Linked DNA regions of Mus musculus: region 1 is linked to region 2. A link is a contact called in ENCODE POLR2A ChIA-PET data. All regions are on one chromosome and are shown on one strand. The core of a region is the stretch at or near the end of the contact, and the rest is flanking DNA. Distances in the headings are between cores, read along the strand shown.

Region 1 (4,063 bases), core at 136-2,635, 200 kb after region 2:
TTACATAAAGGAGATGAATAGCAGAATTAACTCATAAGACTGTTATAAAGATTAAATGAATTAACAAAAGTAATGGCTACGTGATAAAACATTTTAAGCATTAAGTAAGGACTCACATTTATTATTTCTAAAATAACGATTAAAGGAGTAAAAATTGCTCAACAGCTCAATACATTAAGAAAATTATGAACTTTCTGAAAAAAGACTTCTAATAGCACCCTGTACTATTCCTTAAAGAAAATGCCCCAAAAGATGTCACAGAACTATCTTGAAATTAAGAAACACAATGCAGTAGCTCTCACGGCTTTGAAAAAGTAAAATTCCTCTCAGGCAACCCAGTGGTGACAAGCAAGGATGTGAATGGCTCCCGTGTTCGGGTCTCGCTACAACTATAAATTTGCTATTTCTTCAAGCAGGAAAAAGCAAAGCTATTTAACTGCCTTCTTCCTGAGGTTATAGAGCGAGACCTTAAGCCAGGAGGAGTTGTGGGAGTGTTTTCACTATAGGGGACAGGAAGCAGTCAAAGTTTATCCTGAGATGCAAAGGACTGGCATTTAAACACAAAATCAGGACACCGTGAGTTTACCCTCCCAATTAAAACTTGAGACTCTTCGTAGCAGTTAAAAGAGCTTCTACGGAGCAGAATGCAACAGATACTCTGGGTACCAAAGTTCCATCTTGGAGCTTCCTGCGGTAGCAAAGTTTCACACATAAACCCTTAGCTATTTTCGTGCGCAACACTGCATCAGGCTGTTGCTAGAAGACAGTAAAAGGATCTCTGACAAGGAACCTTGTCTGCAGTTACGTGAAGCTTCGCCCTGGGGACAGAAGGCTGGGAGGCGCGCTGCAAAGGGCTGAAGGAGCAAGGAACTGCCGAGAGGCACGTCGCCTCTCTTTTCCTGGAAAAAGGAGAAAGATGGACCACCTTCCTTCCATCCGATCACTGATCCGAGCCCGAGCGGCAGTCCGGGGCAAGCTGGGGCTGTCTGCAGCAGGGCCCCGGGGAGCACTACTGCAAAGGCCAGGGTCGCTCGGGAGCTTGGCCTCCGAGCCCGGGCAGGGGTCGCGCGGAAGCGGAGCACCGGGCTCCGCGCTGCACCGCGCCCCTCCCGCCACCGGAGGTCCGGATGCTCCGCGCCCACCTGGCGCGCAGCCGAGGACCCCACGCCCCCTTCACGCGCCACCCTGCTCCCTCCGAGCTGCAGCTGCAGCCGTGCACTCACCTCGCCGCTGGGCAGCACTCCGGATCCGGCTCGGGCTGTGGCGGCGGTGCTGGCCGCAGCTCCTCCATGGCGGCTGCAGGGGTGTCGGCGAGGGCAGGAGGGGGCACCGGCTCGGCGATGGCGTCTCTCATCCGTGCACCAAGCTTCGCATGACCGCGGCGGGTCGTCAGCTGCAGCCTGGTGCGGGAAGACCAGGAGCCGCGGGGTGAGGGAGTGACTCGACTCCGCCTCCGCCTCTAGCCCGCCGCAGGAGCCGTGCGCGCAGCGGCCATCTTGGGAACGGCGGCCGGCCGAACGCTGGGCTACGGCGGGCAGCGAGGGACACGCCTCGGCGGGCGGCTGAGTCCGCCTGGGCGGGGCGAGGCGGGAGGGAGGAGCGCACTGGCCAGTGGTAAATCAGGTGTCGCTGGGTGACCGCGGGTGGCCTCGGGAGGTCCTGAGGCTAAGGGCACAGGAGACATTTGGAGAGGTAGGGTTGTCTGGGCGAGCAGGAATGCTTCATAAACTGGAGCTCAAGGTCTCTGCGCCACTGGATTCTGCCTTTCGGAATAAGGATGATGTCACCCAGACGCCCACAGCTCTGACATGGAAGTGTGGGCCTTCTGCAGACTCAGACCATCAGAGTGACACACCAATCAGGCAGCAGAGGACGCCGTCCTCACCCAGGATCCCAAGGTTAGAAAGTGCTTTTTCAGAAACTTGCACAGTTGCTACACTAAAGAAGAAAGAAAGGGATAAAGAAGTTGTAAAGATTTGAAGTTATTAAAAGAATTGAAATAGCAGAGCATCTTTCAGTCATTCTTAGCTTGCGCAGCTTTACAGCCTTTGAGTTGCAATCATGCCTTCTGAAATCCAGATTCAGTTCAGAAATCGTATTCAGAATCAAATATGTTTGTTTCCACTTAGTTTGATTTTTTTTAAAAAAATGATTCTTTAGCTTTGCTATGTAGAGATATAAATTTTGAACAAATTTTTTTAACTGACTGAAAGAAAAAATTTCAAGGTAAGATTTAAGAGCTAAGCAAGATAAAGATACTCTGAAATCAGCTGTGTTACAGAAATGTCTCTGTAATTAAAGAGCATACTCTTGCTGTTGTTACAGTAGACTACATTATCTATAATGTCTGCCAGTGCTGGATTTCTGAGTTGACATCCCTTTCATTAATTCAACAACATGCAGTCAGTCAACAACTATTCAGTGCACATATTGCATTAGGACTTCGGGAGACACTAAGGAAGCAGCCGTGAGAAGTTGCCTAATGGAGGGAGAGAGAACAAAGCAAAACGAAGCATTCAAAGGAAATGAACTCAGTCTATCCTAATAATTTTAAAGACCCATTCATTTTCACTGAGAGCTCTGCAGAGTGTTTCCCATCTCTCTGTAATTCTGATAGTTTCGTCTCCCTCTACACTGGGCTAACCTGAGCCCTCCTTAAATTGCATATGAGGAGAGTCGATAAGGAAACCTCTGACTGCTGCCAGGAAGTGAGCCAATGGGCACACTGCTTCCCACTCATAAAACGCTGAACACAAATCAGCCTCAGGAAGAGCCATGACTTTTTTTTATCCTTCATTGTCTACTGGGTACCGCATATTCTAGAAGGAACTAAAGACATTTACATCATCTCATCGTACCACTCGATGTGCATAGAGACCTAGATTACTTGATACTAACTCGGTTTGTGTGCAGGGCCTTTTTGCCTCAACATACATAGATAGACTAGCTGATTCACAATGGTCTTTCTCAGCAGCACTCTCCGGTGCCTCCAGGGTTCCAGGCCAGAGACCTCAGCATCCTCCGCTTACTCTCAGAGCATTTCTTTACCTCTAGACTGTTGGCTCCTTTGGAGCAGAAACCATTCTTTGGACCTACGTGTCACCCAGTCACCAAGTGTCAGGAGCCCAGGGCTTAATACATGGTAGGAACCTAGCAAATACTGTTATGGAGGCGTTAAAGACAAGCCACCTTAGAACATGGCAAATGGTCACCTTGCTAACTTCACTCTTAAATGGCTTCAGAAGGAGCCACTGGCCTACCTTCTTGCATGCGACAGGATGTAAAGGTTCTTTGGGGAAGGGCCACCTCGAAGAGCCATGCTGGAAGATGCCCTTGATCACTGGAGACTGGTAACTGAAGATTCTGTAAACCTGAAAAAGCAAACTCCAAAATAATTGTTATTTTGCTGTAGGCCCACATCCACACCATCTCTCTCTTTCTGAGTAGCACCCCTAGAATTTAATATACTCTCAGATACCTATTGTTCCTGACACTTCTTCACAGAGTTAGGGTTCTTTGTCTAGAATGTGTAATAAGTATCATGATATGGTTGTTTCTTTGAATTTTTTTCTTTTGGGAAGATCCTAGAAAATTAATAAAAACTGCATAGAAAGGAAGAAGGGAAGAAAGAAAGAAAGAAAGAAAGAAAGAAAGAAAGAAAGGAAGGAAGGAAGGAAGGAAGGAAGAAAGAAAGAAAGAAAGAAAGAAAGAAAGAAAGAAAGATTTTGTGGCTCAAGGAAGGAAGGAAGAAAGAAAAGAAAGAAAGAAAGAAAGAAAGAAAGAAGGAAAGAAAGAAAGAAAGAAAGAAAGGTAGATTTTGTGGCTCAGCTCTTGCTATCCTCAGGTTCAGAAAGAAAGATAGATTTTGTGGCTCAGCTCTTGCTATCCTCAGGTTCCTCTGTCCACCTGAAGAGCCCACAGAAGAGATAGGGAACATTCATTGGGTTGTGTGTTGTTTCTACACTAGTTACTCCTAGTGTTATTTAGATTTCCACCTATAGATTAAAATTACCATTTATCAGATGTTCTTAACAATAGTGTCATCAGAGTCTATGAAAATCCT
Region 2 (4,079 bases), core at 108-2,607:
TGCGCGCGTGTGTACTTATGTGAGTTTATGTGCACCACATTCATGCAGGTGCCCCTGGCCAACATCAGAGAGTGATGGATTCCGTAGAGTTAAAGGCAATTGTGAGCTGCCAGGTGCCTGAAACTGAACCCTGACTTATTCAAGAGCGGTAAGCACTCTTAAACCCGGAGCCACCTCATCTCTCCAGTACTTATAGGAAACTCTTTACTAACAACTTTTATAGCCCTTGCTAGCCGTTCAAGTTAATTTTTACACCCCACAAATGGGCTTTCGGTTTGGATTCTTCCTTATGCCCTCCACCCTCACTCCATTTGGCTTTGCTCCTCTCACATTCTAGATGATCTTCAGGATGTCAAAGTCCAAACCCTTTTCCTGCTTCTTGAGTACCTTCTTCTTGGCTCCTGTCTGCAGGGCAAGCTATTTGCCGTGCTTCTGCAGCCTGGAGGAGGAACTTCTCAGTACTGCTCGCGCTAGAAAGTAGAGCGACCACGGGGCATTCTTTCTGTAAATATGTAAACATCTGCGACAGTGTCTTGAACAGCCCGTATTTGAAGGGCACTTTAGGCACCCAGAGATTGAATTCACCTTTCCAGGAATGTCACAGACCTGGCCTTTGCGCACTTCCAACACCGCCCCCCCCCCGCCCCCTTAAAGTTTCAGGACTCTGTTCGGTTAATCTGCTCAGACCCTTGCTAACTTAACAAGAGTGTAAATGTCATGTGCATGTGTGTGTTGCCTGCTTGTGCGCACTAGCATGAGTAGGCAGTCCTGGCACCCGCTGGCACCCAGCTTTGGAAGGAGAGCATCCATCCACAGGAGCTCCGGGCATCCTAGGTCTGTTGGTCCTAGTCTCGGGAACGCTGGGCGTGATCTTGGAAGGGGCTTCCGGGCTGGCGGAGTGGTGGCCAGGAGAGGTGAGCAAGGCACTAGAGTGCGCGGGCTTCAGCTTTCATCCTGTTTTCCCCCCACCCCCACCCCCAAACGAAATGGCACAGGGGACTTGGGGCGTGGGGGGGGGGGCAATTTCCAGGGCAGGAGGCCGAGGTTTCTCAGGCTGTTTGCACGGGGATGCAACAGGGCTCTTGAGCTGGGCGAGTGGCGGCAGGCCACTGGGATGGCTTTGTTATCCACGCGGGTGACTACTCGATCCCAATCCCCATCTGGCTCCAACAGGAGGCCGAGCTGGACACTTCTTTACACTCATTGGAAGGAGAGGGTGACTCATGTTACACGGGGTCCGAGCTTCCCTCCCAGTAGCTGCTAAGTCGTAGCTTTAAAAGGAAGTGACATGGGTGGGGAGAGACGTCAGCCGAGGACCACCTTTTTTTCCCTTCCCGAAGGGTCCACCCCTTTGGGTGGAGTCTCGCTTTTTCTTTCCAGTGTTGGCTGACTTACAGCTTCTCTAAAGTAGAGGCAGTTTCTGAACCTCAGGCTCCTGCCTCGCAGTTCTGGCTTGTGAGCACCAATGCAAAGAACTGCCCGGAGCGAGGTAGGTGGTGTTGGTACGATTACCAGGCACCTTCTCCTGGGGTGTGGCGTGTGATGATCGGATGCCCTTCTCTGGCAGGGGTCCCTCTGCTCGGCTGGTTTCCTAGTACTTTGGAAGGGATAGGCTCGGAGCGGGATGCTGGTGGGGTTGGAGCGAATGATGCGGGGGTGGGGGTGGGGGCAGAGGGAGGAGCACCGGGGCTCCGCGACCACTGCTTTGTGCCAGATTGTGAGGAGCTTTCTGGGGGCTCTGCGAGCAGCCCTCCCAGGGTGGAAGCATTTTCTTGGCTACCGTGAAGGTGTAGCGATGGCTCCTGTTACATATACGGGCTCTCTTTTCGTGCAACACGTTCTTCTGTCTCTGGTGTTTCTATGACAACCACAAAAATATACTCCACAAAAATACAGTCCCAATCTAAATTGATTTATTTGTATTTCCTTCCTGGGCTTGGCCTGGCTGGGCCTCGCTGGAACGCAACGTGACTCTGTAGATACCCCCTCCTCTCGTTTTCATTTTGGTTTTTCCCTATCGCAGGAGGGCTGGGGGAGGGGAGTTGTCAAGGAAACAGGCATTTGTAATCACCGCTTTATTTACTTAAATTTAAGCTTCTGGGTTCTCCATCATATGTCGGGATTTTTAAAGGGAGTTCTTTTATGTTTTTGAAGCTTTCCAGTATTAAGGGCAGCTTTTAGAAACTTAACTAATTTCTTAAGACATGATATTGAACAAACTAAGAGGGGCAGGGGGATTTAACTCTTTATAGGAGGATACTGCATTGAAATAAAGTGTTGCAAAGTACCTGATAATTCACACTGGTAAATATGTTATCAGCTGTTCAGGCTCACCCACAAGTCTAAACATGTATAAAACGAGTCTTGGCTCTATTCTGAACTTCATTTAGCCACAAATCAAAGTTCAGTTAGCATAAGAAATGCTAACTACCCAGCTGGGTCTCTAGGGTATTGTTCTGTGGTGCTCTCACCTGGATTACCCAGTGTTTACCCTCTAGTCTTTCCAAACCTGGCACGGATCTGCTCATCTGAAGTTATCACTCAGCATCTCCTACTGGGGGGAAAAAGTTATCTCAAGAGGAGGGAAACGTAGTGTGGATGTGTGCATGTGTGTCTCTGTATATCGGGGGTGGGTGGGTAAGGTTCCTTTTGAGAAAAACAATTAAGACTCCCAAGTTAGAGGTATGATATCCTTCTGGTGCAACGTAGGGAGGAAAAAACAAACCTTCAGAAGAAAACTAAGACACGAGAGGAAATTATCACCTACCCAGTAATAAGCAGAGGTGGACAAAACTTGATACAAATAATTCATTGCTTAGAAGGCAGGCCCATTAGTGGTTTTGGGTGCTGCTTATATTCAGTACCTCTGAAGCAAGCCTGATAATGGACCCTCTTCTAATGTGCATGCCCAGTACCAGAATTCCTTCCTTATTGGTACCAATATAGAGTCCTGTATTACTGAGATTATCTGTGGTAAGAATTTAAAAGGCCTCAGGTTACTTTCAGGTTATTAAAGCCCAATCATAGCTTGGAACCCTAGCCTCTTGGCTACGTGGAAGCGGGAAGAACCAGTAGTTTCTAGAATGTTCTTTATCTCACTACTGTTATTTATCTCGGTCTTAAAAACTGACCATAGTTCCAGAGATTTTAAGCATTTCAGATACAAAAGTTCTCTACAAATGGGAGCTAAAGAACAGGGCACAAAATTAGAGGGCTGGGGTTGTTGCTTGGTAGTAGAAAACTTGCCTAACGTCCCTAGAAACCCTCAAAACAAACAAATCTAACTAGAGAAAAAAATGGAGTTAAAGACAAGAGAATTAGGTGAGGGGTACAGAACATTAAAAAAACGTACTCAGAATAATGATTCAACTTTCATTTTGCCAAACTTACTTTAGCATTCTGCCGGACAAGACAATGGACTTATCGTCCGACCTTCCAAAGCATGAGAGTAGTGGGCTTGTCTCAGCATGTCACTCAGAAAGTTTCCAGACCCAAACCCAATGCAAAAAGAAAGTAGTAAATAACCAAACAGACCAGACCCCTCTCAGCTATCCAGAGAAAGAGTGACTTGTTTAACCTGTGGGAGACAGCTGGAGCTGGGTGGAAACAAAGTACCCCAAGGTGACTCAGAAGGCCAGGCTATGTCATGACTTTGACTGTAGCTTGGATGCTCGCGAGGGCAGAGAAGGAGGGAGCCATCTTAGTCATTCCAGTCCTTGCCTTAAATCATGGCTACTCAGAGAGGAGTTGGTTAAGGCCACCCTTTCTGTTCTGCTGTGTTCTGAAGGGAGGTCTGGTGGGCAGGGAAAGAGGCGTGCCTATTTCTGAGTGACTCTTGATTTACTGATGAAGTACATGGCTAAGCCTCGCTTAGTAATATTCTGCCATTTGGAGAACTCAGATGAGTCCAGTTTAGCATTGGAAAACTAGCCTTAGACTCTGAAATTCGGTTTCCAGTGAGTTCTCGAGAAAGCAAGCATTCTGCCAGGGCTGTGGGAAAGAGGGTTTCTGCTTGGGGCCGGTGTGTGTGTGTGTGTGTGTGTGTGTGTGTGTGTGTGTGTGTGTGTGTTAGTTTGTAT

What was found. ChIA-PET counts read pairs that join two places held with the same protein, here RNA polymerase II (POLR2A).
Region 1: POLR2A ChIA-PET joins it to region 2 with 17 read pairs in Patski. The contact joins the promoter of Map3k4 here to the promoter of Agpat4 in region 2. POLR2A ChIA-PET finds 5 or more read pairs at or near these places in 2 of 5 experiments (Patski and embryonic stem cell).

What each region holds. Positions count from the first base shown.
Region 1 is chr17:12,317,275-12,321,337 of GRCm38, forward strand. Map3k4 (mitogen-activated protein kinase kinase kinase 4) reads right to left here and starts at 1,386. Exons shown (of 27, transcript NM_011948.2): 1 at 1,224-1,386. The coding sequence starts at 1,354. 4732491K20Rik (RIKEN cDNA 4732491K20 gene) reads left to right here and starts at 1,579. Exons shown (of 2, transcript NR_045290.1): 1 at 1,579-1,898.
Region 2 is chr17:12,117,927-12,122,005 of GRCm38, forward strand. Agpat4 (1-acylglycerol-3-phosphate O-acyltransferase 4 (lysophosphatidic acid acyltransferase, delta)) reads left to right here and starts at 1,358. Exons shown (of 9, transcript NM_026644.2): 1 at 1,358-1,489.